Linked DNA regions of Mus musculus: region 1 is linked to region 2. Evidence: chromatin loops called from intact Hi-C (ENCODE). Cell type or tissue: gastrocnemius. All regions are shown on one strand. Each heading gives the region's core, and the rest is flanking DNA. Links, peaks and the distances in the headings are about the cores only.

Evidence for each region. Peaks named below come from ENCODE experiments on the same cell type or tissue, not always from the same donor. Only the 100,000 strongest peaks of a DNase experiment are listed, where the experiment ranks them.
Region 1: a loop joins it to region 2, with 2.1 times the contacts of the local background. A loop is called at or near these places in 19 of 42 quality-filtered maps.

What each region holds. Positions count from the first base shown.
Region 1 is chr10:68,165,488-68,176,925 of GRCm38, reverse strand. All of the region lies in intron 4 of Arid5b (AT rich interactive domain 5B (MRF1-like)), which reads left to right. All of the region lies in intron 1 of Gm51770 (a long non-coding RNA gene), which reads right to left. Among named protein-coding and RNA genes, the nearest start is that of Gm51770, 20 kb to the right of the region's middle. In gastrocnemius, for the core only: a CTCF peak has its summit at 4,738 (motif pointing left); no DNase peak of the experiment used is centred there; H3K4me3 peaks cover 714 bases; H3K27ac peaks cover 1,845 bases.
Region 2 is chr10:68,267,959-68,279,396 of GRCm38, reverse strand. Arid5b (AT rich interactive domain 5B (MRF1-like)) reads left to right here and starts at 671. Exons shown (of 10, transcript NM_023598.2): 1 at 671-707; 2 at 1,213-1,467. The coding sequence starts at 687. In gastrocnemius, for the core only: CTCF peaks have their summits at 3,934, 4,133 and 4,368; DNase peaks (open chromatin) are centred at 2,302, 2,642, 2,834, 3,928 and 2 more places; H3K4me3 peaks cover 3,090 bases; H3K27ac peaks cover 3,389 bases.

The DNA.
Region 1 (11,438 bases), core at 1,374-9,373, 100 kb after region 2:
CCAGGGCTTGCCCCATACACCTCTCTGTAATTTTCTGCTTAGAGCACCTCGGCTTTCCCAACTTGGCACCATTCTTTAATGAAAAAATTATAGGCCTAATTGAAAGAAAGAAAAGAAAGAAAGAAAGAAAGAAAGAGAGAGAGAGAGAGAGAGAGAGAGAGAGAGAGAGAGAGAGAGAGAGAGAGAGAGAAAGAAAGAAAGAAAGAAAGAAAGAAAGAAAGAAAGAAAGAAAGAAAGAAAGAAAGAAAGAAAGAAAGAAATGAAGAAAATGCATGTAAGCTTTCTGCTTCCATCGATTCTTTATTCCTACAGCACATAAATCATTTCCCCTTTTAAAATTAAATTTAGCTTGCCATGATTTGGTAATGGGGACTTTTGGAAGGAGACAGAGTCTTCAAGCTTTTGGACAGGGGCCGCTTGGGTTTGCCTATTCAGGCTGCCTTCTCATTGGTGGCTGGCTGGGCCACAGTTCCTCTATCTGGGCTCTCTACTCTCTTTAGAAGCTGCACAGAAACAGCTTCCCAAACAGCCATTTTTCTCTCACAGTCTCCATTGCTTTCCAGTGGTCGTCTTGGAGGACTGGAGAACAGGCAAGATGGACAGAAAAAACAAAAAACAAAAAACCCAGGGTGTTCTCTGGGTCCTTGTTGCTCATCCATTCTCTCACTGAGCACCAGCTGGGTTCAAAGCAAAACTCTGGGCATTGGTGGGATACCAGGCTCTATTCGCAAAGCATTTAAAACTTAGGTTATGTCACGTGAGACACAGAGTGATGGCTCACTGCAAATACTGCTTTGGATCCCCTTGTTAGACTCACATTCTACCTCTGAGTGGCCTCAGAGACTGAGCAATTTTCACAGGGTCACAGACCCAGTACTGACGTAGCTTTGTTGACCATTCTCAACCGGCACACAGACCGATAACATGGAGTCTCCTGTCCAGTCAGCCCCAGCCAACACCCACACTCAGGCCTGTTCACCCTCAACACACATGCACACACACACACTCACACACACACACACACACACACACATGTCTGCCAACACATTTTGGCTATAGAACAAGAATTGTGAAGAGACTCTTCCTTTGAGGGCCAAAGGAGATGACATGAGCAAAGTTGGCTGAGTGGAAACTTTTGACCAGACAGCAAGCAACCTTTGCAAGATATTCTGCTGGGTAAATGGAAGACCTTCTATCAGATCCACAGATACCTGAAGCAGGGCCTCTGGTGTTCATGTAGCCTCTTGGGGAGGCGGATCTCTAATGGGACCTGGATAGATGCTGTTGCAGAGGAGGAACTGGAAAGGACACTAGACTTGAAGCTCAAAGAGTTGTTTTCTCTACTGCTTTTAGCTTTTAGTCACATCTAAAAGCATCCCCCACAAGCAAACTTTTCCCACTAAAAGATGTCGTCTTCCCCTGAGAAGAACATGTGCCTCCTGAGTCTCTCTCTGAGACCCCATTGTGGTTAAGGCCTCTGAGAGGCCTCTTACAAGAAACCCTGACCTGCTTCTTACTAACTTGGGTCCTTCCTCAGATCTCTAAGAAAGGATGGGAGGGAGGCTGCTGGGTTAATTGGCTCTCTTGGTGTACTGCCTCCTCAAAGGGAGGATTCCAATGACTTCAGAGTAATTATTTCTATCATTGTACTCTATGTCCTCTGTTCCTTGTTACTCAACACTTTCCCAATGCTTTTTAGTTTTAATTTGAGTGCCCCCACTGTGTGCGCATGAGTACAGACGTACCTCTGTGTCTGTGCCGTGTACATGCATGTGAAGACCTGAAGCAAACCTCAATTGTTCTTCAGGAGCCACGCACCGTATTTTCTGAGAGAGCGTCTCTTCTTGACATAGGTTGCTCACAGTCGGCTAGGCTGGTGGACTAGTGAACTCCAGGGGTCCACCTGTCTCCACCCCGGACCCCCAGCTGTAGAATCGTAAGAGCACACCATTCTCCTTAGCTTCTTACTTGAGTACTGGGGATCAAACAGCGCTTGAGAGCCCACTCCCCTCTTTGTTAAAAATAAAACACTACATATTGACTTGTGGAAAGGCGTACACATGCCCCTACCCAAGTGCGCGGTCAGAGGACAACTATCAAGAAGCCCTTTCTCCTTGTACCATGTAGGTTCTGGGACCATGTGGAACTGAGTGTGGTAGTGCATGGCTTTACCCATGTCAAAAACCATCTCCTTGGGCCACCCACTCCCATTAAACGTTTGGCTTGTTAAAATTATCAGGCTTACGTGTCTTTTTCCCCCGTTGGATTCTAAGGTCCTCCAAAGAGTTAGAATCAAGTCTACTGTGTTTGGAACAACATGTTTGTTGAAATGATAGAGAAATCACTACTGGATTCCAGATGGTTTCAGACCTCCATTCATTCTTATCTCCTTTCTTAGATAAGTCAAGTATTTATGGACCTCCCTCTTTCAACTTAAGCTCCTGGTGGACTGAATTCTCAAGGGAAAATGTTGGCTCTAAGGGATTTCCCTCCCCCTCAGCATTTATTTATCTTCTCAAAGCCCAGAAGTGTTCTCCACAAGTTGACTGCTGTCTTTCACTGAGGGTTGTCTGTTTGCAATGATGTTTAGAGACCCTGTCCTTTCCCAGCACTGGCAGTGTGCTCTTGTCTGTTTTGACAGGGTATTACTATGAAACCCACACTAGCCTTGAACTAGTAATTCTCTGGTCTTAACTTCAGTGCTAGGATTTTACCTGTGAGCCACCATATCTAACTTCAGCCTGTACCCTTAATGTCAGCCCCAACTCTCGCCTCAGGGTTTGAGGGCACGCCATGGTCAACACAGTGGCCATATCTTACGGAGCAAACCAGAGTTCCCCCCTAACAGATAGCCCCCCTTTCTCTCATCTCCATATCATAATAACTTAGTGAGGAAAAGAAAAAGAGAGGAAAACAGCTTAGACACCTTTCAAACTGTTTTTCCTCACTACGGAAAACTATTTCTATTATGAGAAAGAACTAACATAATAACAACAGTTGCCAGTCCTCTGTGAGTACGCACCATATGCGGGTCTCTATGCTAAGGCCTCTCCACGTATCTGATGACCTAATCCGTACAGCTTCACTCTAAGGAAACTCCCACTAAGCCCTTCAAAGTGGGGGAAGACGCCAGTTAAGAAAAGTTAAGAAGTGGTCAGGCTGGATTCTGACTCATCAAAGCTCCCACGTTCTTGCCTTTATAAATGTCATTTACGATCCCATCAGTATCTCAATCCCGCTTCCCAAAAGTCATCAATAGCCCCCAGATGTCACCATTTGTGTATAGAGTTTTCTTTTGTTTTGGTTCTTTGGTTGGGGTGGTGGGGGTTGGAAGTATTTCCAGTAACTTGAGAACATCCTGTATCCCATTTTGCCATCTTTAAGTTTTCCTTATTATAAAATAAACATTCGCCGCGTTAAACACTTGGTGAGTACCATTTTAATGGTCGTTCAATATTGTGTAAAATGAGTTTATTGAAGTTCACATGACCTTTCTATTTGAAGTTTCGATCCCTTCCTCTGTGGCTTTGGTAGTATTACGACGTGTTATGTGCACTTAACACTGTCCTGATTATCTTTAAGCATAAAAACGTCAACATTGAGATGACTTCCTCCGGAGAGACCCTCAGGATTTCTACTGCCAGGGTTACTTTCCCATAAGCAAAGGCATAGATGTCAGCTACTCAGCTATGGGTTTGGGTTTTGTGTGGCTATAACCTTGGACAAGAAAATGAGTGCAGGCAAAAAGCGATCATGTCTCTTAGAATGGCGGCTTTCAACCCTCAAATGCACTGCCTCGGTGTTGTGCTGACCCCCAACCATAAAACTGCTTTTGTTGCTACTTCATAACTATAATGTCTGTGCTTTCCAAAGATCTTAGGGGACTCTTGTGAAAGGGTTGTCCAACATCCATTGGGGTCGAGACCCACAGGTTGAGACCCCCACATGCTAGGGCACCTACTAGACCTGTGGTTCTTGAGAGTTTATCTTTGAACTCTCAGAATTTGGATGAGTAATATCTTGGTACCAAAATGTTTTACACGTCAAAGCGCAATATGCCTGCGATGTAGTTATCGTGAGCAAAGTGCTGTTTTGAAAATAGGCATTATGGAAGAGCTAAGGCACATTAACATATGCATTTCCTTGTACACTTAATTTTTTTTTCATGACAAGAACATAGCTATCTACCCTCAACAAGTTTCAGCAATGAAAGAACAGTCTTCATAGCCAGCGTGTCTGTGATAGGTCTCTTGGGCATGGTCCTCCCATCTGATTGAAATTCTGTGTTGATCTGTATCTCCTAGCTTCCCATCCATCCATCCTTGGTCCCCATCATCCTACTCGGCATTTCTTCACCTAGTTTTGTTAGATTCTGCCAATAAGTGGTGACACCATCTGATTGTGTTTTTTTCATTTAGCTCAATTTCCTCCAAGTTCATCCATGTTGCTGCAAATGAGAGGACTTTCTTGGTTTTTAAAGTCGATTAGTATTCTCATGTTTATGTACACACACCGCACTTTCCATTATCCATCCGCCAGCTGGTTGTCATTGACAGGTATTGCTTATGTATCATACATAATATAACAGGGAGCCTGGGAGTGTGTTAATGACTCGATTTTCTTTGGATAGACCCAGTAATGGGACTGATGGACTCCACCACAGTCCTGTTTTTAACTTTTTTGAGGAAACTCCCACAGTGTTTCTCCTACCAACTCGACAAACTTACGTCCCCCTTGTGGCTAACACTTTCATCACATCCTCTCCCTGCTTAAGACCGCGGCATCCCTGTAGAAACAGCTAGGGCTCTCTGTTCGCAAAGGGAACAGAGAACAGAGCTGACAAAGCCATCACCTCCTTCCTAACTGGCCCCTGGTCGGAGACACGGAGACACGGAAGAGGTGCAGTTTTGGTGAGAATGGGCATTGGGTAGAATGTGGCAGTAGAAACTGGAAGAGTTCATTTAGCAGCTACAGGTTCCGTTAAACGTTTTATTTTCTTGGATATTTTCTTTATTTACATTTCAAATGTTTTCCCCTTTCCAGATCTCCCCTTCATAAACCCTCTATCCCATTCCCCTCCCCCTGCTCCCCACTCAACCACTCCCATCCTCCCACCCTGGAATTCCCCTACACTGGGGCATTGATCACCCTCAGGCCTGAGGGCCTCTCCTCCCACTGATGTCCAACAAGGCCATCTTCTGCCACATATGTGGCCAGCGCCATAGGTTGCTCCATGTGTACACTTTGGTTGGTGGTCCAGTCCCTGGGAGCTCTGGAGGGGTCTGGCCTGTTGACACTGTTGCTCCCTCCATGGGGTTGCAAACCCCCTCAGCTCCTTCAGTGCCTTCTCCATCTCCTTCGTTGATCTCTGAGCTCAGTCCAATGGTTGGCTGCAAGTTTCCTCCTCTATATTTGTCAGGTTCTGCCTCTCAGGAGACAGCCATATCGGGCTCCTGTCAGCAAGCACTTCCCGGCATCCACAATAGTATCTGGCTTTGGTGGCTGTATATGGAATGGATCCCCAGATGGGGCAGTCTTTGGGTGACTTTTCCTTCAGTCTCTGCTCCACACTTTGTCTCCATATTCCCTCCTGTGCATATTTTGTTCACCCTTCTAAGAAGCACCGAAGCATCCACATTTTGGTCTTCTTTCTTCTTAGGTTTCATATAGTCTGTGAACTGTATCTTGGGTATTCTGAACTTTTGGGCTAATATCCACTAATCAGTGAGTATGTGCCATGTTTGTTTCTTTGTGACTGAGTCACCTCACTCAGGATGATATTCTTAAGTTCCATCCATTTGCCTGTGAATTTCATGAAGTCTGTTTTTAATGGCTGAGTTATACTCCATTGTGTAAATGTACCACATTTTCTGTATTTATCCCTCTGTTGAGGGACATCTGGGTTGTTTCCAGTTTCTGGCTATTATAAGATTTTTTTCCCTGGGTACACTTTTAGAGCCATGACCATGGAGACCTCAAAACTATGTTTGTAATTACCGAGAAGTTTAGAAAAAGCTACAATGGACCAGAGAGGACACTTCTCTGTATATTCAATATGAAGGTACCAAACAAGGAGCCTGATCAACTCCGTTTGCTATTTTACATCTCCATATCTCATCTAGAGAATGAAATGTTAGACATGTTTTTAATGGTTTTGAAGTCCTTCTGAGACTCTGATAGAAGCTTCAAGTCATCTCCTAAAAATATTCATGCCAGCATAATTATTACAATAATGGCTTTGAACAAGGTTATTTGCAGAAATTAATGCAACAAGCAAATGTAGACCATCCTGGGTGATCTTTTCATAACTGAAGGAGTGTATGACACCCAAGATGATAAACCCCTGATCTTCCATACCTCACACACCTGCTTGCTATTGGTGAAACAACAACAGGCCTTTCTAATAACTCTCCATAAAATCTCAACACCATTAGATTGGTTGGCTCATTTCCTGAGAATTCTGATTAATTAAAACAGAATGATAATGACAGTATCTCATACCTCTTATTGAAAGTTTAACACATGTCAGGAACTGAGGTATAGGCTTAATAAAGTTTGTGTGGTGTCTGCCTAAGAAATGGTGTGTATTTAATTAGCTGAACACTTAGCAAACCCAACCTTACTTAACCTTTAGTTGAGTACCTACTGTGGCCATTACCTTTAATGAGCACCTACTGTGCTCATTACCTCCATTGATTTTCCCAGCAGTCTTAGAGAGAGAGAAACAAACAGACAGTGTTGTTGAAGGAAGTCATTCCACATGCTAATAAACTGGGTGCTGGGATTCATGCTATCCTGTTCCTTTTAGTAGTCTGCTAACTACTCTCATTCATTAAACAGTGAGTTCGAGAACCTGACTTACACCCATATAGGGAAGCCAGAGGTGTTCTTCATATGAACCTGCATCCCTTCTTCTGACTTCAAACCTGATCTATCTTTCTCTTACCCTCCTCTGACAGCTGAGCACCTGTTGGAGGTGAGAGGCTAAGTTGGAAGATGAGAGGATGATAGGACGTCTTCCATTCACTGAGATCCACCCCCTGTGTGCTGAGGGGTCAGTACATGAGGGAAAAACTCACACCCATGGTCTGGTCCAGTTTGCTTGCAGCTTCATGTTGAGACATAACCATACTTAAGGGCTTATATGTTGTTGTTGTTGTTGTTGTTGTTGTTGTTGTTTTCCCTCAAGGATGGCTGACTTAGTGTGGTCCATAGGACTGATAATATTTATTCTCTGTTCTATCCTGGGGACTGAGGGGAGGCATCAGCCCTCTCATGTAGACCAATGGAGTGTTATGGTTCATTGATCCTAACACCTCTTCCTGTAGAGACATCATTGTTACATGTACCATCTGGCTGATACAATTGCATTGTAATTGTATCATTGTAAATGTAAGGATGAAACCCATTGATTGTTGCATCATTGACTCTAGAGACAAAGGGGGGAAAATGTGCATTGAAATTCAGTATCTTGTTCGGTGACCTGCTAGAGGCACTTAAAGGGGGGAGGGGACTGTAAATATAGCTTACCCCAAAGACAATTTTCTGCAGTTCATAAGTTGGTTGACATTTCACCAAGCTTAGGACAGGCCATGTGACAGGACCCAGTGAATTAGAACCATGCTGGATTTTGGCATCTGTCTTCCCAGCGACTGTTACCAATAACATGTAGAAATATTTTGGCATTTTCCTTGATACTATTTTCAACTCCCGTTAGTATAAATATTTAGGGTGTTTTAGAGAGGTGGATTGTACGGCAGGCACATCGTTAGCTCTTTTATCTCAGGGCTGGACTGTTTGAACAGTGTGCCTATTCTCTAAACGTGTTAAGAGGCTATATACAAAAGGCTTTGTGGAAGTTTGAAATGGAAGCTTCATCTCTCAGATGTTACTTATGGCCAGATTCTCACCAGTCTACAAAGTATGCCTAATTATACACAAAGGCTCTGAGGGGAAAGAGCAAACTCAATATTACAGTAGAAACTTCCTCCAAACAACAGCAGGACTCTGGGTCAAGGGTAGTGGCAATAATCATATAACATAAAACAGCCTGCATTTCCTGTGTACGCATGCTGGTTAGTATGTGTGCACACGTTTCTAGAAATTCAGAAACTGCCCAGGGCGTGTACGTTTGCAAAAGTAAGGCATGCTGTTCGGTTCTTTCCCTGATCCCACCTCCTTTCAAAAATAGAAACTCAGAAGTTCTGAGTCAGGCTACAGATTATTTGGCTGGTTCAACTGTAGAGTAAGTTATTAATGACACCCAGATGTTGTTTTTAGTGATTGGATGTTTTCGGCTGTGAAATAATATTTTCTTGTGTGTGTGTGTGTGTGTGTGTGTGTGTGTGTGTGTGTGTGTGTAGTGTGTAGTATGTGATGTGGTATGTGTGTGTGCATGTACGCGCATGTGTGTGTGTGTGCTCAGAGTGATGTTTCTTGCTGTGATCCACAGCATGTGGAGAAAAAGCCCAATGGCGGAAGCGTTTGCATGTCCAATGGCATCACTGATAAGTGACTGCTTCATTCTTTATTTTTAGCTCGCACTGCCTTTTTTCCCATATGTCTAAAAATAAGTATTTGCAAGCTTTGCATTCTGCTGCTCATTGTAATACACAAAATATTTGTGCACAGAGCGAAACGCACTGATAGCGCTCAAGATGAGCTATTTCAAGAAAGGAAGGCTTGTTGTGCTAAGAGGAGATAAAATACATTTTTATGAGTGGTAATGTCAGAGAAAGCCATCCATCTTATTTTGAAATAGTTTTAAAGGAGTGGCTAGATAGTTGACCTCTGAAATGATTTAAATAGATTCAATGGGGTGGGAGGAAGGATTCCATGTCTAAAATAGTATGCTCTGCTATATATTGGCTATTGTAAGTCATCATCCAAAGATGGCACTTAGTGCCTGGTCATCTGGGACAGAGGCCCCTCTGTGTAGGATCACCCAAGCTGTCAACTTCCAGAAGACCTATTCTCCAGTCTTTGAGTCTATTCCAGCTCGTTAACACCTCTATCCCAAGGCTGGCAGAGAAAAGTAGAGGAAGAGGAAAAAAAAAAAAAGAATCACGTTAGTTGCTCTTAATAGCCTTTGCAAAGGCCAGCTCATGGCTGAGATAGAAGCCAGTGGTGGGAAGAAAATGTAAGATTTTTCTGCTTTCTGTTGTAGGCTCCCTTTCCTGCCTCGGCACAGCTAATCAATATTTGACTTAAAGACGTTTCAACGAACTTGACGCTGGAAGGCCTTGCTGACATAATCGTGTATTATGTCTTCCCGTTAAACTCCCAGAAATAGGGTGAGCACCGGAGAGTTAAATGGTGTCCTGCCTCCCCATATCTGAGGGAGACTCTCTCCTGGGCTATTGCTCCTAATCAGGGGTTCCACAGCAGGTGACAACTTTTAATTCACCTTCAGAGCTAGCCATCTCTGTGACAACTCTGTGGTATGATCACGCCTTCTGGCCCTGACCTGGTGACATTCGGTATTAATGAGATTGGCAGGTTGGGCTGTGACTGTGTTTACGTCTTTGTGTGTTGCTATACTTACAGTTCACCCAGAACAATCTGGGGCCAAGGTTTGCTCTTATCAGGATAGGTGGCTGGTTGACACCACCTCACAGATTCTATTAGAAGGGACAATAGAGTCATTCTTCAGTGTGGGCAGTCCTTAGCCACCCTTGCTGATATGTATTCTTTAAAGCACCCTGGCTATGCCACCCTCCCATTTCAGCCCCACTTTTGGACCAACCACGCAGCTCAGAGATTTGGGGCTTTGTCTTGGAAGCTCCTCCATCAATCAGAATTCCAAATTGACACTGTTAAGGTCCCCAGAGGTGTTGAGGGTCTGGATTCAGCAATTATGGTGAATAAAAACCTTGCAGCTAGCTAGGGCAAATGCCAGAATTCCAACTACTAACAGTGGAAAAGGGAAGTGGTTTATGTTAGACTATGGTCATACTCTTCTGATTAAACCCACTCAAAAAAAAAAAAGAGAGAGAGAAAGAAAGAAAGACAACACTGTAATATTTTCCAATGACTGTTTATCATGAATTACGTCAGCCTTCATTTAAGTTGCTATTATTTCTCCTTAATGCTTCTCTGGTGCCTACATAATTCACCACACTGGCAGCCTTGGGACTATGAAATAAGCTTTCACAGTGTCCATACAAGGCGTGGGTTTTTTTTTTTTTTGGTTGTTGTTGTTAATTATTATAAAACTCCTTTAACTTTTTACAAAGTGGCATAAAATATTGTTGAGGTATTTATGGCTCAAACGACATGGCTCTATTTTGCTCCTGGCTAGTTCTTAACTAAAGCAATCATTTGTGGTTATTAGAGCTGCCAGAGATATTATGTCAGAACTGGTTTAAGACTATTATGTATCACATGTCAGTACTTGAGGCTGCCTTTCAAAAAAAAAAAAAAAAAACCAAAAAAACAAAAGCGTGATTTTCATTTGCGTTCTTCCAGGGATCAATGATTTATAAGCTAACTGGAGTTCATTCCAAGGTGTACCCATCACCTGGGAGCCTGTCTCAAACCTCCCATCATCCGCTTGGAGTCTCTTTCCTGTGGATCTAAAAAAAATCTCTCCAAAGCAAACGTTGGCAAAGGTTGAGTTCCAAGCGAAGATTTGTTTCTAGGGAGTCATGGAATTAGCTGGAACTGCTTAATGGCCCGTGGCTAGGCTAGTTCTGAGTCCCTGAGTGTGTAGGTTTTTTCTGTGTAGATTTCCTAAGTGTTGAGACCAATGGTTATGACCTTCTGAAGGGGGGGAGGGGGAACAGTCCCCACTCATGGGTGAGCCTGCCTCAGATGCTCAAACAGCCTACCCCAGCTTTGTAAAGACAGTTCTTGGGTGAAGGACAGTATGGAGAAAGGCAAAGAACCAGGTCTGGGGTTCCACAAAGCTGCTCTTCCAAGCAAACTTTCTATTAATATGGTGCTCTGCTGAGCTGCAAATACTGTGTGTTCCCTCCTCGCTTATTTAAAGCAAGAAAGGAAGGGCGTGCCAGAACATTCTACAAAGAACGAAAACACATTAATGACTCATGTGAACAATTACTGATTTTTCTTAACATATAATTTCTTAATTACTGTCAACCAAAATAATTTGCATGATAATATCCTCAAGCCCCTCCCCCCAAGTGGTGTTTCATAGTTTTAGCTTGGGGATCAAAGAGTCTGTTTGATCAATAATCAGGGAAATTTAACTCCTTCCTTCTGACTGGATCCACAGGAAGCTGACAGGAGATATCTTCACAATAATTACCTCCAACACAATGGGGGGAAAAAAAAGAAAAAAAGAGCTCTCCAGTAAAGTAAACAGCTCTGGAAAGGGCTGCAGGCGGTTTCTTTAGCTTGAATTCAAGGAGGAAATTGTGACTTTTGTGAAACTTGCATAAATTTACATGTATCCTGTCAGAGTTTTAAAATTAGAC
Region 2 (11,438 bases), core at 1,299-9,298:
TATAATCGATAACCCACTTTTCCCTTCCGTGTAAATAGGCATCAGAAGATAATTTAACAGATTAGTTCTCTCAAACATGGCAGTGAGGAAACGTAATTTAACTATCAAACAAATCTACATGTCTAATAACAGCAAATCTGCTAAGGAGCATTAGAAAGAGGAGCGGCGCCCCGGAATCTCTGCAGGAAATGTTCTTTATATTAGACATATACAAGCAGGTCCTGTCAGATGCACAACGCAGCTCGAGAGACTTGGTCTGCTCCAAAAATCTCAACCGACGTTACCCACAGACACGAGGAACTGAGAAGAGAAAGATACCCTCATTACTTGGTTTTAGGATGGGTTTCAATTTTTTTTTACATCTTCCTGTCTGCTTTTTGCCTTGATCCATTCTCTTCCCGCCGAGGTCGGACTTAGCCCTTCTCCCTATTTCGAATTTGATCAACCCATCTTTGGCAGCAAACCCACATCTTTTTTACAGGAGATGAAAATTGAGTCTTCGAGGAAATATTAGGATATATTTTCAATCATTTTGGTGCTGAGGGGGAGGCTAGAGCTTAGTTTTATATTGAGACATCACGCCGGCTGCAAGCAGAGAATGCTTTCCCCTGCCAGGACCTGATGCAATCCATTCAAGCCAACAAGTTTGGAGAGAATGTTGAGTTCAATCAATTCAGAACGTCGAGATGGAGCCCAACTCACTCCAGGTATTTCGCTCTCCTCCGCTCCTGCGGTCCCGGCGCCCCCCGGCACCCCCCAGCCCCCCAGCTCACCCACCCCCTCACACCCCCTCACACCCCCCACAAACTTTTTACCAAACTTTTACCCTCTGCATCCCCCCAAAATCATTTTTATTGTTTTTTTTAAAAATCCCTGCGCTGATCATACCTACATAATGTAATTTTATCGCCTCATATGGGGAACTGGGGAGGGGTGGTGGGGACCCGGAGGGCTTTTTTTTTCTTTTCTTTTCTTTCTTTCTTTCTTTTCTTTTCTTTTTCTTTCTTTCTTTTTTTTTTTTTAAGGGAGGCAGAAAATTAGTGGGTTTTGTAATATTTTTTCACCCAGCGTTCTATCTGTGGGCCGGTCTGTATTGAGAGTCTTGTGTGTTAATGTGCCTGGGAATAGATATTTGTGCTTGATGGCTACATTATTTACGTGGTGCTTTTTTTTTTCTCTCTCTCTCTCTCCCTCTCTCTCCCCCTCCTGCAGTGGGTCGGCTCACCGTGTGGCTTGCACGGACCTTATATTTTTTATAAGGCTTTTCAATTCCACCTTGAAGGCAAACCAAGAATCTTGTCCCTTGGCGACTTTTTCTTTGTAAGATGTACGCCAAAGGATCCGATTTGCATAGCGGAGCTCCAGCTGTTGTGGGAAGAAAGGACCAGCCGGCAACTTTTATCCAGCTCGAAACTTTATTTCCTCCCCGAAGACACTCCCCAGGGCAGAAATAGCGACCATGGCGAGGTGGTAAACCTATCTCTCCCTCTCTTCCTTCTTTATTATCTACCCCCCCCCTCCAGTAATGCGTATTATAAGGCAAGCTTGAAAATACTGTATTCAGTTCTGCGGTGAGCAGGATCCGCTCGTTTTTTAAAGGGGTAGCGCCACTAACTGGGGCTGGAGTATTTTACCATTGTCAGAGTTTGGCTGTCAGCTTTACAAAGACCGTCCAACTGCTGATTTTAGTCAAGATCAAATAACTTGTCAAGAAGGGTTTTGTTCCAGGGTGTGTGTGTGTGTGTGTGTGTGTGTGTGTGTGTGTGTGTGTGTGTTCGTTTAGCTACCTCTTCTTGAAGATTAATATCTCATGCTTTAATATACATATTTTAATGTACATATTTTTTGCTTTTTAATTTTTTTAATTTTTTTACTTCATGCCTGGCTCCTGGGCTGGGTAGCTTTCTTTTAGTGGGTTTTGATATTGTTCACGTTTTTTTTTTTTCTTTTAAGTATTTGATATGTTTAAGAGGGCGGAAATTACGAAACGGAGGCAGAATGAGATCAAAAGCAATTGAGTTGGCAAAGGCGTGTTGACTGAAGTGATAAATGACAGGTACTGGGATAATACATTCAAATAACTTGCGCATCTGCCCGGGCGGATTTCAAAGCGGTCGTGTAACCGGCACAAACACGTTCGGCATTAAGAACTATCTCGCGCCCACTCCCCCTCCTCCCGGAGCCATTTGATGTTCTGGTTTCCAGTGACTCCACGCGAAGTGGACGTCTTCCAGTAGGGTGTGGGGCTGGGTGCAGGGGCCTCTGCGGTGAGGTGCGAGTCTGTGCGCGGGATGGACGCGGGGAGGACCCTGCGGCGCCGCCACCAGGCCACCTCCCTCGGGCTCTGTCACTGCGGGTGTGACCGCACCTCTATGGGCTCCCCGGGTCCGAGGGCCGAGCTTGGTGGAGTGATCGTTACCCCCCTACACACACACACTCACACACACACACACACACACACACACACACACACACACACACACACACACACGGGAACTATTTTGGGGAGTCTGCGCCCAGGGCGCGGTGGGAGGGAGGGCGCACGGCCCCCTGGCCAGGCTTTGTGTCTCCCGAGACAGAGCAGGGTGATCAGACTGAGACTTTTGAGGGCAGCTAGCTCGGCGCCAGGCTCGCGAGCTTTCGAGGTAGGTCTGTTGTTAAATGAATGGTTCGGTGCTGAACTCCTCCGGGGCCCTGGAGCTGCCAGCCCAGGCAGAAATTCCTGGAGCTGATGGAGTTGATTGCACTTTTGGCCTTGCTAGCTCACTCCCTCTCCCCCGGATCGAATTACCCCTCAGTGGTCCGCGGCTGGTTAATTAAGGGAGTTCGTCAGAACCTCGGCCCAGGAATCTGCCTTTTCGGAAATAAGCTCCGCCCTCCTCCCGGCACACACCCCTCCCCCGCCCTCCCCGAAAAGCCTAGGGTGTAAGCATTCGGCTTTCCGGGCTCCGCCTGCAGCCTGACTAAGGTGGTGTGTGGATGCAGAGTGGGACCCCTGCAGCCCACCAACAGGTTGAGCGCCTTCCTCCCCACCCCCCTGGGCTCAAGCCCCTCCCCCGACCCAACTTTGCTGCGCAGCTGTCTTCCTTCTCTCCCTCCCCCTTCCTGATTTCTTATTATTTGCTTTTCAAATTTATTACTTCAACATGGCCTGTGATCTGGAGAAGGGAAGGATTAAATATCCAGAAAAGAGCTGGTGCCTAACAGACTTCGGACTAAACCCAGGAGGAAATCATTCAGTGTTTTATGGGATATTTGTGGTCACTCTTTTTTTTTTTAATTGAAATTGGAATATTTGTTTAAAAGACCCCGAGTTGACCCCACTAGGTCCTCTTTAATTTCTGTTGATGTAACTAAACGGCAAATTCTGATTTAAGAATAAAATCCACAGACGATCCCATCTGTCTGTCAGAACTGTTGACAATGAATAGATACGTTTTTTAAACACACGATCTCTTTTTAATTGTTCCTTATGGGGAGTTGTAATGATCTAGGCATTTCGTATCTACTGTATGAGCCATACCTCAGAAAATTAATCTTGCCATTTAAAAGTAAACTCTAGGGGGTTTGTGGAGAGAGGGCGGCTCTATTTATAATCCTCAGCTGCTTATACATAGTCTAATATTATGCATGATTTGTTTTTTAATGTTAACACGGCTGGTAATTAGCTGTATGATTATACTTGTATATTTCATTAGGACTTCGGCTGATGTCATTGTGAGTTATTCAGCCATATTAAAACAATTTTCAATTGAGATAATGACACGCCTCAAAATTATGCAAATGGAAGCTGCATTGTGCAAAATAATTATGACAAATGGAAAGCAGGTAGAAAGTTTCCCGGTGCAGGATCGGTTTTCCACCCGGGTGATGTCATTTCCCCCCTGGCCTAAGTCAGACGTTAGCAGAACAGCAGCAGCCAGGCTCCTGGGGAGGAGAGTCACAGACCAGCATTTACTGCAGGCGCCTTGAGGGGGCAACAGGGCCTCTCATTAAGAAATTTGCTTTGTTTTCGCCTACTCGATTAACTTGTTTATATACATTGAAATGGTTTTTATTATTGATTTTAAATAGTTTTGAGGGATGCCTTTGCCGTTGCTAAATGCAGGGGAATGTTTTCTTGGTGTTCAAGAACATTTCATCAGCCAGCAGAGTTTATTTTAAGTAACCAAATGGAGGTTAATAATTTCCTGATTGAGCTGACATCGGCACCTATCTGGGAAGGACGACCAGGATTCTGGGTACTCTCTATTGAAAAGAGACGTTCTGCCTTTTTCTGATTTCTTGAAATGGGAAGACGTCAGTTCTAAAAGCAGGAACATGATCATTGTGCGAGTTTAGAAATAGCGTCCCTGTGTGGTTCGCTGTGATTTGCAGCAGATTTTTTTTTTTTAATTCCACATGGATCTTTGCAGTCAATGCAGGAGACTGGGTGGTACAGGATTGTGCCTACCCATTTTATAGATGGGGACAAGAACATGCCAAAGTCATGTTGCCTGTCAAGTGTGGCCAGTGTCACCCAGTCCTTCCTAAACTTTCAGCTTGCCTCCTTCAGTAAAAATCTATTACTGAAATATGAAAACACATCATAGTAGATTCTAGAAGCATGCACCATTAAAGGCAGTCCCTTGATCATTTTCAAACGAGGCTACTCAATCAACTCCCAAAGGAGATATTCAGGGTTAGAAGATTTTATTCTATGTAGTTCAAATAATCCTAACTGAAGCTATAGAGCAAAAATATTTTCATAGTTATTAATAATTAGCTATCGATTGGTTTCCAGGGTGATGGTGACATCAGACATTGCCAGTGCTGGTAACCTGAAGTGAGGAAAGGCACTTGCAAAAGAGGTACACTGGAGGCTGAGGTGGCTCAGTGGATGAAGCATCTACTGGGCAAGCATAAGGAACAGAGTTCAAATCCTCAGAGCCTCATAAACTGGAAGCAGGAACCCTAGCTTGAGATAGTACGCAGCAGTGAACAGCACCTTAGACAAGGTAGATGTTAAGAACTAACCCTTGAGGTTGTCTCTTGGTTTCCACAAGCATGCTGTGGTGCACTAGTATGCCATACATCCAAATGCACCTCTCTCTCTCTCTCTCTCTCTCTCTCTCTCTCTCTCTCTCTCTCTCTCTCTCTCTCTCTTTCTCTCTCCCTCTCACACTCACACTCACACACATGGGGGGGGGGGAGAAAGAGAGAAAGTGAGAAAGAGAGAGAGAAGAGGCACATTTTTATTCTACAACTTAGCCTCAGTTTGACCTTAGATAACTATAAGAATCTGAGCCTCAGTTTCTTCTCCCAGAAAATGGGAATAATACTAAGAACTGAAAAATTTGGGGGAAAATCAAGACACATTATAATAGGGGAAAGCGCTTTAGATATTTTAAAATTCTTAAAATGAGAAGGACTCAGGGTAAGAATATTATGAACTTTTTTTAAATTTTATAAACAATGGCAAATCATAGTAACATTTATGTGGATTTCGTTGGATCTAATGATGATCCTGTCTTAAGTCAGCATGGGAGGAAAGAGCAAGACACGGGCAAGGAGGTAGTGTCCATGGTAACCACCCTTGATTGGCACATGTGAGCAGTAGCTCTTCAGGGAAGGACATGGCAATGTAGGTGGGTAACTGGTCCTGTTACTGGGTAACCTCTAATCATGCTTATTCTCAAACTGCTGAGTACTTAATCTATTGGCGGTTGGCTTTCCAAATGCATGCATGTGCAGGCTTGGGTTTTTACATGAAGGTTTGTTGATGGCCTGGAACTAGGAATGGGGAAGGTTAAGCTAATGATGTCATTGAGTCAAGACCAAGCACGCCTGGGTGTTTTAGACTCCAGCTTGCTTTCAGGATTTCTAACAGTCTATAGTTGTCATCATCCAGGATACACTGAAAGTCGTGGTCCATTTAGAAACTGCTTCAGAGATGCTCTACTGAGAGCCGCATAGCACAGTTGGAATTGGAGCCAAGACTTTGAAGACTTTCAACAGTCTCGCTCAAATGATATAACCGTGGAGAATTTCTCAAGCATTCTGTGTCTCGCTATTTTTATCCATATATGGGCATGTGGTATCGACTTCCTGGGATTGTTTTATGGACTAAATGAGCTATTATATGGTGGAAAGGTACTCAGTGGATAGATAAATAGTGATTGTCTGTAATCGTTACCATGAATATTGGTATGTGCTTTTCTCATTGGAATTTGAGTCCTCCTGGCAACTCCTGGGTTACTTTGCTACAAATCCCTCCCTGGTGGTTCTGGTTCCTTCCACTGGGGCTGTTTTTTCTACGTGTGTTGAGCTCAGCTGTGTCATCACAACAGAATATTTCTTAAGAATTTTTATTTTGCTACTGAAAAATGTTACTGACTGGACTGGCAACATTTTTCAAAGGATTACCTGATTTGATCATACCTGGGGCAGGCAGATGTGTTCTGGAATCTAGATGGTCTGCCTTGGGCTGTCTTTGTTTTTGCAAAGCCCTTAAGGTGATTGTAGAGATCTCTGAGTCTCCTTGACTTACCTTGCTGTCCTTAAATGGTGCTCTGCCTTGCCCAAGACTCAATTTTTTCATTTGTATAATGGAATTGCTGATCTTGAATCTACTGAGGAAATCAGAGATGATGATTTAAAAAAAAAAAAAAAAGCCGGGCGTGGTGGCACACGCCTTTAATCCCAGCACTTGGGAGGCAGAGGCAGGCAGATTTCTGAGTTCGAGGCCAGCCTGGTCTACCGAGTGAGTTCCAGGACAGCCAGGACTACACAGAGAAACCCTCTCAAAAAAACAAACAACAAAACAAAACAAAACAAAACAAAAAAACCAAAAAACCAAAAAACAAAACCAAAAACCAAAAACCAAAAACCAAAAACCAAAAACCAAAACAAAGAGGGGACCAACCAGCACAGGACTTAGAAAAACTCAGTCTCTGCTGGTAGTGACTATTTTCATCTAGAATCAGGACCCATGGGAACTTAACCACCAATGGCTGTAGTTACTCTGGCTACTGTCTATTCCTAGTCATTCATTTTTTTTTTTAAACTAAATGAAGGGACATCTCTAACCATGTACAGAACAAGAACTAAAGTGTTGCGCAGAGACCACTCAACTGGTCTGTGCTAAGGGTCGGCTAGCTAAAACTTGAAGGCTGAATATGGCCCACTGATAGTTTATAAATAAAGTTTTATTGGGACGTAGCCAAAGTCATTTATTTATATAGTATTTGAAACTCTTTGATTAGAACAACACAGCTAGTACTTTTGATGGTTACCATATGATTGACACAGTAGATATATTTGTTGTCTGGCCTGATTATTTATGGAAAAAGTCTGCTGACCTCTGGCCCATAAGGTTGATGTGGAAGATGGAACATTTCTATTCTTCAGTTCCTCAGTGTTGGGAATCGAGCTCAAGAAGTTACACTTGTTTAGCTGATGCTCTTCCTATGAGCTATTTCCCCAGATCCTAGTCCTCTTTCCTACTTGGCTCCAAACAAGATGTCATATTATAGACATAATTAATATCAGTATAATGTCCTTATCACTTACAGGCATGCACATGTATTAATGTTGAGTCTAGGACATTCATTTTTGTGAATAAATAAAATTTACATTGAAGTATATTTTGAATGGCTGAGATCCAAGCTCCAGGCAATATAGGTATTGTCTGGATTGTGTTCATCAAAGACAACCTACTTGTTGAGGGTTAACCTTGTAGGCAGTAAAGAGATGACTGGAAAGCACTTGGCAGGCTGGCCCTTTTTCTCCAGAAGCTGACCAATCTTTTTTTTTTTTTTTTTTTGGTTTTTTGAGACAGGGTTTCTCTGTGTAGTCCTGGCTGTCCTGAAACTCGCTCTGTAGACCAGGCTGGCCTCGAACTCAGAAATCCGCCTGCCTCTGCCTCCCAAGTGCTGGGACTAAAGGCGTGTGCCACCACACCCTGCGAAGCTGACCAATCTTAATAAAAAGACAAGGTCAATATGCTCAAAGATGTACACACAGTCACAATCGGAGATGTATCACATGAGTAAACTTGAAAACCTGTCATCTATGTATCCTAGTGTGTACTGAGCCCTTAAACACAGTGGAGGTGAAAGGGAAACGCCCCTTTCGGGGACCTCACAGACTATCCCACCCTGACTGACAGATACTGGTCAACAAAATATCATCAGATTTTCCAGCTGTGAAAGAGCTAAGATCTCTCTGGATGTTTCATGACCTTTCTAGAAAAGTAGAAAACAAGGTCTTCATCTTCAGAGTCTTATTTGCCCGACACACATTTCCAGAGTACCTACTGTGTGCTAGAGCTGCATACCCATTTATATAGAACACCCACTGTGTGCTGACGGCATGAATCCCCATCTCAGGAGCCTATGAGTTAGTGGTGCTTTGCATCTTACTTTAGCTTGGCCCATCTCAGGGTTCTCTCCTTTTGCACCGTAATCTAGTTTATCAGGAGTCTCCTCTTCTTTGAAGTTCACTGAGTTCAGAACAACTGAGCATCATATCAAAACATTATGGGGGTGCTGAAAAGATATCTCAGTCATTTCAGATCGTATGTTTATCTTACAAAAACTGAGCCACCTGTAACTCCAAACTAGGAGCTCTGTAACCCTCTTCTGGCCCCCAAGAGCACCACACACTCACTCACTCGTATTTGCATATATAAACACACACAGACACCTAATTTAAACTTCAGAAAAAATATTTTTGACATACCTTTTGGAAGGCTGGAGAAATGGTTTAGCCGTTCAGAGTGCTTACTCTTCTTGCAGCTAACCTGGGTTTGATTCCCAGTACCCAAGTCAGATGGCTCACCAACTGTATGTGACTCCCGCTGTCAGGGATCTGATACCCTCTTCTAACCTCGGTGGGCTCCTGCACACATGTGATGTCCATGCACTCACACACACACACACACACACACACACACACACACACACACCAAATAACAAAGTAAATCTTTTTTTTTAAATACCTTTTTTTTTTTTTTTTTTGGCCAGCAGCCTGTCTTCATTCACCGTGGCCAGTTGGTTGGTCACTAATTTGTTAGGTTACCTCAGAACCCCATCTCACACTTTCTTCTTTGCTACTAAAACCCATATCACCCCAATGGATGCCAAAATACGTGAACGGATGTTTGTCCAAAGAAAAAAGCCAATGATTTAGACCGAGGGTTCAGCCTGGAGCCGCCATGATGGTCTATCCGGGTACCTTTTTGATCTGCAACACTCAGCTTGTTGAAATTAGGGACTTTGTAGTGACAAACTGAAACCTAGACTTCTGGAGAGAAGAAGAGTCAAGCCGCAACTCAGTCATGTTGGCAGTTCACAAAAGATAGCACTCTTCTCAGACGAATGACCTTAACCAAGGTTTAATAGTGACTCCGTACTGAAGGCAATTAAAACCTCTCTTGACATTTAAACGGTCAGGCCCATACTCAGGAAATGTTATTTTTTATGAAGTACAAGAGTCCACGCATGTAAATACTTGGTTATTAATTATTAATAAAGCATGCCGTTGCTCATAGTGGCATCTGGTAACACACAACTCGGGCTCATTTATCAAAGTCTCGTTTTACCCGATATCCAGCATATAATTGCTTGAATCAAATGCATTCGCTTGTCATTTTTTATAGCAGGGCAGTTGGATATTTGCCATCCTCTACTCAGAATAATATTGTAACTAATGATTCCTTGGTGGTTCTGCTTTTAAGGGTATTTAAAACAAATTTATCGATTGCTGCCTCGGAGACTCTTTCGCCTCTAAGAGATGTGGTCATGGATCCTTTGTTTCTGGAAGAATCTGTCCCCTAGTACTGTGGACTTTTTGAGGGTGTAGTGTAATCCTCACTGTGTTTCCATAGATCAGAACCTAGGCCTTGGCCCTTAGAGCATGTCCATGCAAGTCCGGGACAGTGAGCATCACACTAATGTTTCAAAATCTGTGAGTTTGGGGGGTGGCTCAGTGTGTAACAGAGAACCTGAGAGTTAAGATACCCAGCATTTATCCGGGTAAAAGGCATGCCTGTCATCCCAGTGCCAGGACAGGAAGACCCGTGTGTCCCTGGGCTTTATTGAGTAGTTACTCCAACAAATTGATGAGCTCTGGGCTCAGTAGAAGACCCCATCTCAAACAGTAGAGGATGATTGGGAAGGGCATCTGAATTCAACATCTGGCCTACACACTCACGCGTACACACACACACACACAAACACTCATATGGAGAAGTGCAAACGCCCACATGCACACGTGTATATACGCCATATAAACCCACTGAAAACCAGGCAGATAGCCATTATTGAAAAGAGGGCGCTGACGTCAGACCAATGGGATCCAGCTCACATCCGACCTGTATCCATCCACAGCCAGAAGGATGGAGACTTGACACTCTAGACTAGCATGGTAGTTTGACGGTGTGAATTTTCTATAGACTCTTTGCGACTGTATAGGTACAGTAGCCTAGATTCTCATGCACAGGATAATCATGTTCACAGAAAGCAGACAGCAGAGGCCACGTGTTGCTAGCCCGGCTGTTGACCCTCCCCCATCTTCCTTCCTCATGACTCAGGCCTGAAAAGCCACCAATCCTCTACTGTTCAATTCCAAAGCCTTGGCTTGGCTTAAACATTAAACTCTTGCCTTTGCGAATTAGGCTTTGCTTTCCACAGCCTCAAGCATGTTGAGCTACTGTGCAAGCTGGAAAATAAAAATGTTCTAATTGTGTCTTTTAAATAAGCATAGGAGTGAATTAATTACACCATATTTTGTCTTTAGTTGCTTAGTTACACAATAGCATATTCCTGAGCACCGGAGAAGATAAATTGGCTCTTTCTGTGCTGTGTGTCCCTTAATCATAATTACTGTATTGCTTCGGAGAGTGAAGCACACATAGATTTTTGCATTTTTTATTAATAGTCCGAAATATGCATATGATCTATAAAGTATATGCTGCTCAACCTGTTTTATATGCTTTTATGTAGGAAGAAGTTTTATTGTGGTTGGTAGCATTTGCATTAGTTGCTCCAAGATGTAGTTCTGGGAAATACATAATTGAAATGTTTTTGAATTGCTTTTTCTGGCCTTTTCAATCTTATTCAAAATAATATGCCTCTGGTCTCGGAGCAGTCTCTCTCATTTGATTTAGCATCTTGCTTTGCACTGCATGCAGGGCGCTGTTTTAACCCCTGCAGAGCCTAGATGAGGTGCTGTGATTTCCCTGGGTGTCATCATGTCTTGGGGGAGCAGGGCTCACACTGTAAGCGTTTCTGGGGATGAAAGGGTTTGATGGGTACCCTAGGCTACCACGGCCTGCTCTTGGTGTACTTCCTGATTTTTCATTTGGGTGTTTTAGGGCTTGAACAAGCCTGAACTGGACAACCTTGTGTGCTAGGCTTCTGGGGTCCAGTAGAATACCGTGCTGCTGTTCCTGGAAC